Regions from separate parts of the Homo sapiens genome. Here region 2 is linked to region 1. The links are chromatin contacts, found by Hi-C or POLR2A ChIA-PET in ENCODE. All regions are on one chromosome and are shown on one strand. The core of a region is the stretch at or near the end of the contact, and the rest is flanking DNA. Distances in the headings are between cores, read along the strand shown.

Region 1 (3,904 bases), core at 1,134-3,633:
ACAGATATCTTTGTGTTGTTCTTAACAGTCAATAGCCATGTTTTCTTAAAGTTCTTTAAGTATGTATGTTTTCTTGTTTTAAGGAGAATGTTAGACTTATTTTTATTATTCTTATAGTCAGCGCGGGTATATTAGATAGGACAAGCATGGCGATAAGTGAACAAATAAATGAATCAGGTCAGGTGCGGTGGCTCACGCCTGTCATCCCAGCACTTTGGGAGGCCGACTGGGGCAGATCACCTGAGGTCAGGAGTTTGAGACCAGCCTGGCCAACATGGCAAAACCCCATCTCTACTAAAAATACAAAAATTAGCAGGGCATGATGGCACGCACCTGTAGTACCAGCTACTCGGGAGGCTGAGCCAGGAGAGTCGTTTCAACCTGGGAGGCAGAGGTTGCAGTGAGTTGAGATCGCACCACTGCACTCCAACCTGGGCAATAAGAGCAAAACTCTATCTCAAAAGAAATAATCAATATGAGGTTTATGTTTCTTAGTCATTATTCCTGTTCATGGCCTGACTCAGAGGCCTGGGGCAGTCGGAAAGCAGGAACTCAAGAAGCCTTTCTTGGACATGGCATCAATGCATAAATAATAATACTTATAATAATAAGTAATTGGTACTGTTCTTAGCATTTTACATATATTAACTCATTTATCTTGGCAACAACCCCACGTTGAAGATTCTATTAATGTATCCACTTTATCGATGAGGAGACAGGCTTAGAAAGGTAAAGTAGTTTGCTCAGTATCTGCAACTACAGTGCCTGGCAACTAGAAGCACCCCACTGGGTGCTCGTCCTGGCGTTTATGGCTTCTCATAAGAGAATCCCAAAGGGGAGAAGATCAGCCTGCATTTAGCAGTCCACATCTGCAGGCTGATCTTCTTCTCTTTTGGATTCTATCTCTTGCTGCTCTGATGACAAACTCTTCCAGTAGCCCAGTAGCCAGGCCATCCCCTCACTTACTATATCCACCCTATCTCTGCCTCTTGAAGCCTGACCCATCCTTCAGGGCCTTGCTCTGATGTGACTTTTACCATGAAGCCATCCCTGATCCCCCACCAAGATGGAACGACTCTCTCCCGCCTCTCTGTTCCCCAGGCAATTTGTTGGAATCTGGGTGGCAGCTAGCACCACAGTCTGCCATATTATCACTCTTTGTTCTGTGTGTGTGTGTGTGTGCACGCATGCCTGCACGCACCTGGCTTCCGTGCAAAGCCATAAGTCTTCATCGTGTTTGTGTGTGTGTGTGTGTGTGTGTGTGTGTGTGTGCATGTGCCTGAATGCACCTGGCTTCTGTACTAAGCCATACGCTTCCTGAGGGCAAGGCTTTGTCTCTGGGAATCTCTTGCAAGGAACAGGCCCACAATGAATGCTGCTGAAACAGGGAGAATGGATTGAGTCTTACTGGGAATCACCAGGGCAAGTAAATACACATATTAAAAAATAAGTATGCTGGTCCCTCAACCCCACATCCTTGGCTTTCCTGGGGACTGGAGTTTGGAACAAGGATTCAGCCTTTGACAAATGTCTAGGACTCTGTCTGCAAGGTGGGGCCGCTTGGCCAGTGGTGGAGCCACACTCCCCAGGGACCTTGTGGTCCTCTCCACTCCGGAGCCCCTCCCCGCCGAACCCCTCAACTCTGGCTGCCCCCTGCACTGAAGCGCTCAGGACCCTCCACCTCAGCAAAGCTGAGGATCCAGTCACACGGGAATGGGGTGTATGGGGAAACTGGAGCCCCCCACCCCCTTCAGGCTTCAGGTTCTGCCCTGATTATGCCTCCAATATGACTCCCAGGGAAGGCAGGGGTTGGGGGGGGGATGTGGAGACTAAGGAGGACGGGGAAGCGAGGTAGCAGAGAGGAGGGCAAAGGCAGCAGAAATAAAGGTGTGCGTGGCGGGAGGTGGCGGGGCTCGACCTCGGGCCGCTCTGGACGCCCGGCAGTGCCAGGCAGGGCCCGGGTCTGGGCGGTGGAGGACAACTTCTGCCAGCAGCCCGCCGCGAGTCCTGTCCGCCTCCCGCGCGCTGCGGTGCCCAGCCCCGCGCCAGCCCTCCCGGGGGAGCTGGAGCTTGGCCGCGCTGCTCCCCCCTGGGGCCGCTCCGGCGCCCACACCCCCCACGCCCACCGACCGGCCTCCTCACCTTCGGGACCTGGGAGTCACCGGCCGGCGGGGCCCTGGGTCCGGGCCGGGCTGGGTGGGGGCGGCGCTCTTCCCCCCACGCTAGCTGCGCCCGGGGATCTGCAGCGCCCGCCCCGGCTGCGGCGCCATCAGCTGCTGGGAGGCTGCGGGGCAGTCGGGCCGGGGCTCCGGGGGGCTCGGGGGCGCCGAAGGGGGGTCGGGGGCGGGCTCGAGGCGTAAACACCCAGCAACGTGACCGGAACTGGCGAACGAGCCGGAGGGGTGCGGGGGGCGGGAGAGAGAAAGGGGGAGGGGAGGGACCTGAGACGGGCGGGGAGGGGCCGTGGGCGGGGCGGGGGGAGGGGAGGCCGGCGGCGCGCGGTCGGGGGGAGGGGGAACCCCGGGAGCCCCGAGAGCCCCGGGAACCGGGCCTGAGGCCCCCAGCGGGCCGCTGGGCTCGCGGAGCTGGCTTTGGCTGGTAGCTGGAAGGGCAAACTGGGGAACCCGCCGGTGCCTTGGCGCGCAGGGGCGCGGCGAAGGATCAGCACCGCGGACAGCGCCCAGGCCGCCAGGCCGCGATCCGCTCCGCCCCTCCCGCCCTGGCGTAGGAAGGAGAGGCAGCGCCCGCAGCCGCGCAGGCAAGGCTTGGGGCGAAGCGCGATCTGACCAGTGGGCTGGGAATCCGTCCCGTGTCTAGGCAGCAGCAAACCTGCCCCAGACCTCTCACTAGCTGTGTGGCCTTGGGTGAGTCACATCACCTCTCTGGGCCGCAGTTGATAAGATGCCCTATTTCTAAAATTCTTTTATTATTATTATTATGCTTTAAGTTCTATGAGGGTCCCAAGAGCCAAGGGAAGATTCTTGATAAACTCCAAAGTTCAGGCCGGGCGCAGTGGCTCACGCCTGTGAGGCCAGCAGTTTGGGAGGCCGAGGCGGGCGGATCACCTGAAGTCAGGAGTTCGAGACCAGCCTGGCCAACATGGTGTATGTATCCCAATCTCTACTAAAACTACAAAAATTAGCCGGGAGTGGCGGGCGCCTCTAATCCCAGCTACTCGGAAGGCTGAGGCAGGAGAATCGCTTGAACCTGGGAGGCAGAGGTTGCAGTGGCCAAGATCGTGCCACCGCACTCCAGCCTGTGTGACAGAGCGAGACTCTATGTCAAAAACAAATAAACAAAAAAACTCCAAAGTTCAGAACACGTGCGAGGCATTGCTGTTGATCCGTTTTCACCAAACGTGGGAGGCTTCAGGAGTCCCACTGTGTGCCTCAAAAGTGTGGCTGCCCTAATATCTTCCTCCTGCCGGGGGCTTGGTCTCATCTGTAAATGAGGATAATGATGATCTATGTAGCTCATAAGATCTTCGGGTTGTTGTGAGGATTAAATGAATTCCTTCCTGTAAAGTGCTCAGAACAGTACTGCTGAGTGCTTGTTAGGCCTCTGTGCTCATGACAAGGGATGAGGTAGCATTGTGTGAGTGGCAGGTGGCTCAGAGATTGCTCTGGGTAAGTCATTCCTGTCCCTGCCTGGAGGACTGGGCTGAGTGGATTCAGGCTAATGGGTTGGTGCCTGGCTTTCCCCACTCCATGGCTAGCCAAATAATCCCTGGCCTTTCCTCCTGGACCAAATTTTCAGAGAAGCCCTGTACCTTCAGAGCTGGGAGACCCGGCACCTACTTGCCACAGAGGCCCTGGGGAGGCCTCAAGGGGCACCCTGCCTCTCTATGGGTCCCTTTCCTCCCTGTCCTCCCCACTTTCCAAAGGTTAACTGGACTCAGGTGTCA
Region 2 (4,397 bases), core at 1,681-4,180, 250 kb after region 1:
AGGTAACAGTATCAGCCTCAGGGCCTTCCTGATGCCGGAGAAGGGACAGAAGAAGCAGGGAGTGCAGGTCCAAGCACCAGGCTGAAGTGAGGCTCGTGGAGGTAACAGAATCAGCCTCAGGGCCTTCCTGATGCCGGAGAAGGGACAGAAGAAGCAGGGAGTGCAGGTCCAAGCACCAGGCTGAAGTGAGGCTCGTGGAGGTAACAAGATCAGCCTCAGGGCCTTCCTGATGCCGGAGAAGGGACAGAAGAAGCAGGGAGTGCAGGTCCAAGCACCAGGCTGAAGTGAGGCTCGTGGAGGTAACAAGATCAGCCTCAGGGCCTTCCTGATGCCGGAGAAGGGATAGAAGAAGCAGGGAGTACAGGTCAGCCACTGGGCAGCTGAACTACTCAACTGCTTCTTTTAATAGACAGTTGAAGAGGAAGAACTACTGGGAAGGATCCTTGGAATGAAGCCATGTGATAGGAGGGCTCCCAGACCCTCTGGCAGAACGAGGCCTCCTGTAGACGTTTAGCATTTGCTTCTCTTTCCCAATAGGAAATGCATCTCAGCTAACCAGCTTCTCCACTTTCCCGAGACCTTAGCCGAGTGGTGCACTCATACAGAGAAAAATCAGAGATCCAAAAAAGCGCCACCCCACCTCCAGCTGTGGTGCTAGAAGTCTTTACCCACTCTTCTTCTCCTTTTTTTTTTTTTTTTGAGACAGTCTCGCTGTCACCCAGGCTAGAGTGCAGTGGTGTGATCTTGGCTCACTGCAACCTCTGCCTCCCGGGTTCAAGCAATTCTCCTGCCTCAGCCTCCTGAGTAGGTGGGATTACAGGCACCCACCACCATGCCCGGCTAATTTTTGTATTTTTGGTAGAGACGGGGTTTCACCATGTTGGCCAGACCGGCCTTGAACTCCTGACTTTGTGATCCACTGGCCTCGGCCTCCCAAAGTGCTGGCATTACAGGCGTGAACCATCATGCCTGGCTGTCTTTACTCTTTCTTCTAAGCCACAAAGCACAGCATTGTCCTCAGAGGGGTGATGAGAAGCAGGGGGGCAGGGCTTCCCGGAGGAGCAGGCTGTGGTACCTTGATCGTGCACTCCACCTGCCAGGCAGACACTGAGGCTGGAAGGCCAGACGTGTGAATGAGGCCAGGGAGGGGGACCAGCCTTCCAAGGCACTCCCCAAAGCGCTGTCCATCCACACTCCCGGCAGCACCCCAGGTAATTAGCAGACTGCGAGGAGGACCCGGTTAGATCCCCCAGGGGGCCTGGGTGAAGCAGGACCTTAGCTGGCCCCTGCAGGCTCAGGGGCTGTGGCAAAGAAGGCTGAGATTTCCTCTGGGACTGAGTAAGCCCCAGGAGGCCTCCACTGGGGAGGGTGAGCTGAAGAAAGAAGAGTATAAAGGAGGGACAGGGTTGGGTGTGTGCAGGAAGGGGTCCTCTTCTGTCCACGGAGGGGCCGGGCTGCCTGGGGTTCTGGTCCTGGCACTGCCTCTGCTGCGTGACCTTGTTCCTTCCCTCTCTGGGCCTCTAGTTTTGTCTGTGTGAAATGAGGAAGTTGGATTAGACACCTGCAGGCTGCTAGCCCTGACATCCTGCGGGAGGGAAGGAGGCGTGCTTGGGTGTGTGTGTGTGTGGTGGGTTGCAAGGTGCTTTGGGGAAACTCTATTTCAGGAGCCCTTTACTGGGTGCAGGTCAGCAGGGGAAGTGAAAAGGCCACTGGGCGACAGTGGTTACCCCTTACCAGCTGCTTGCTCATGCCAGGCACGGTGCTGGGTCCTTAGACGCACAGTCTTGAATCCTGACAAGCCCCTGGTGAGACAAGACCTCTCGCTAGAGGGAGGAAATGGAAGCTGAGAGCTGAACCCACTTAAGGCCTGAGGCCACAGAGCCAGGGAGCTGTGGCTGAGGTCCTGTCTGGGTCTGCTTGCGGTCTTGGTCATTGAGCCATCAGAGCAGGCGAGAAATTGGCTCCACGGAGTCGGGTGTGCACGAAGCATCACTCTGGATTATTTTTCAGAAATGAGTGTAGTCCTCATCCTGCCTGCTTGGAAGGAAAGTCCAGCTCAGCCATCACCAGGACTACCCCTTTCCCTCCCCCCTATCCCTGCCTCCCTCTCCGGAAGTCCTCAAAGGTGTCAGGAATCTCAGGTGAAGCCCACCGCCGGGGAGGGCCCTGTCTTTGTAGCCCCCTCCCCGTTTCCCGTCACGACTTGTCTGTTGCTCGGACGATGCTCTGTGTGCCACCGCGGCTCCCAGGCCACTCTTGGGCGTGGGGCCTTTGTCACGTTTGAAGCTTTCTGAGGTTCCCAGTGCATCCTCATGACCCACACCAAGCTCCTTCCTCCTTCCAGCCATGCAGGTCCCTTCCCCAGAGTCACCTGCATCTGCCTCTCTCCCTCCCTCCAAGCCCTCGCTGGAGGCCCTCGCTGCATTTAGAAAACAGGAAGGTGGGGCTGTGTTCAGGCAACTTCTGCTTTCAGTCCAGTGACCCAGATGTCCCCAAGAGGGGGGAACAACAAAGGCCTGGCCGCCTGGTTGGAATGGGGTCAAGAGAGGCGCACAATGAGGATGGAAGGTGAACGCACGTCGCAAGGAAGGGCCCTGTCCTCCGTGTGGCCCACAGGGCTCTGCTGTGGGACTGTCCAGCTGGAGGGTTGGATGGACTTGAGGATGTGTCTGAAGCCACTTACACGGTCGGCACAGACCACTCTAATGCAGGCTGGAGGAGGAGGGGGAGTGGGGTGGGAAGGGCAGAGCTGGGGCTGCCCTCTGGCCTCTGTCCCAGGTGCCCACGGTCTGCAGTCTCCCCATAGCCTTCCCACACCCCCACCCCTGATTCTGGCTCTGTGACTGAATTCTTGACCTGGGCCACCGGTGCCTGGTGGGTGGTGGTAGGGAACCGGGTTCAGCTGCTGGAGCCCAGCCAGAAATCACGTCAGCCGAACGCGCACCATTTCCTGACTCGGGGCACTGCAGTTTGGGCTGGGCAGACAGCCTGGAGCTTGAGAAGAGAAAGCCCGTATTGACCAGCTCTCTCCCGCTCCGTTTCCCCTCCGGACTCTGGCAGGGCCTTTCCTTGGCTCGGTGCCCAGCTGCCTGCTCACCCGGCCTGGCAGACTCTGCATCTGCTCCACTTCACAGGCCGGGGAGGCTGGCAGCACGCCAGGGCTGGGCTCACGTCAGCGGCTGTGTAGGGAAGGGAGGGCAGTCTCCCGAGAGCCTCACAGCCTCGTGGGCTGAGAATAGGTGAAGTCAGGGCACCTCTGTGCAGAGGGAAGGCGGGGTGTGGGGCCCGTCCCACGCCTGGGCGACCCCCATGCAGCGAACCTCGAGGCCGTCACTCTAAAGCTCAGTCTCACTCAGGGTGCCAGAGGTGCGCGCCCCACCCTCAGTTCCTAGCCTGGGCCTAGGACTGGCTGACCCCGTGTGTGGGGCCAGGGCTCCCGAACACGGGTCCACCGGCTGCACGAGAGTTTCCGGGGGGCCCTACCCTTCCGATTCGGCAGGTTTAGGCCAGAGCCCATGAACCCAGTCTGTATTTTTAAACACCTGAAGCAATTTTGAAGCAATTCTGATTTATGGCCGAGCTGAGGAGTCAGGCTTGGGAAGAGAACCCCAGAGACGGGTCGGGAGAGGTCTGGATGCTCTGTTCCTCTGCGGCTAATCACCTGTGGGACTTGGGGGCTTCTCTGTGTGTCTCTGGGCATCTGTTTCCTCATCAGGGAGAACAGTTCTCCCTGTGCCTTCTCAGTAGGATTAGCGTCACGGTCGAATGAGGTCACGAGATGCCATCTCCCGGGCACTTGTATGGCATTAAAATTAGGGTCCCAGCCCTGTCCAGTCATCTTGCCAAACCTGCTTCTGGCCTCCAGGAATGCAGATGAGAGGCTGCGGATGGCCCCACACCGTCCGGCCCCACTTCTAGGAACAGGGTCAGGGCCTGTGCTGGCGATGCTCACAGGAGTATTTTGTTTGTGTTCTGGGAAGAGGAGGAGGGAGAAGGTGAGTAGCTTTGTAAGGAGCGTGGCTCCCGTAGGGGCAGCGCTCGTCTCTTCCCTCCAGGTCCGTACCATGACTCTGTTTCACTCAGGTCTCTGTCACTGCGCGGGAAGATGTGCCCACCTTTGGTCCACCTCTGCCCAGTCCCCCCGTTTTCCAGAAGGTAGGACACTCTTCCTTCTGCCCCTCTCGCATCCACGATGCCAGGTCTCAGTGCTTGAGTAGCAATGGTTGGGATGGAGCCAAATTCAGGCTGGGAACATTAGGGAGCTCCTTTTGCAGGTTTTGGGGGGAACCTCCTTTCTTGGGGTCTCTCCCCACCTCTTTCATGCTGCCAGTCTGGCCCAGCATAGGACCACTTGTCAGGGTGTTTGACACTGGGGTTGCTTTTCTGCTGAAAGACGG

The links. Hi-C counts contacts between places; a loop is a spot of excess contacts on that map. ChIA-PET counts read pairs that join two places held with the same protein, here RNA polymerase II (POLR2A). Pooled maps may share reads with other maps.
Region 2: a pooled map shows a loop between it and region 1 (2.7-fold over the local background). The contact joins the enhancer-like site here to the promoter of CCDC92B in region 1. A Hi-C loop is called at or near these places in 4 of 50 pooled maps. POLR2A ChIA-PET finds 5 or more read pairs at or near these places in 2 of 52 experiments (WTC11 and activated naive CD4-positive, alpha-beta T cell).

What each region holds. Positions count from the first base shown.
Region 1 is chr17:2,747,269-2,751,172 of GRCh38, forward strand. CCDC92B (coiled-coil domain containing 92B) reads right to left here and starts at 2,384. Exons shown (of 4, transcript NM_001355573.2): 1 at 2,143-2,384. MIR1253 (microRNA 1253) reads right to left here and starts at 914; the gene lies at 810-914. RefSeq lists a silencer at 2,574-2,763.
Region 2 is chr17:3,001,286-3,005,682 of GRCh38, forward strand. RAP1GAP2 (RAP1 GTPase activating protein 2) reads left to right here. Exons shown (of 25, transcript NM_015085.5): 15 at 4,084-4,155. Among named protein-coding and RNA genes, the nearest start is that of RAP1GAP2-AS1, 38 kb to the left of the region's middle. RefSeq lists enhancers at 1,254-1,423, 2,334-2,463, 2,634-2,683. Within about 2 kb of position 2,931, at least 37 of the 41 ENCODE cell types and tissues checked have a DNase peak (open chromatin) inside an H3K27ac peak, as active enhancers do.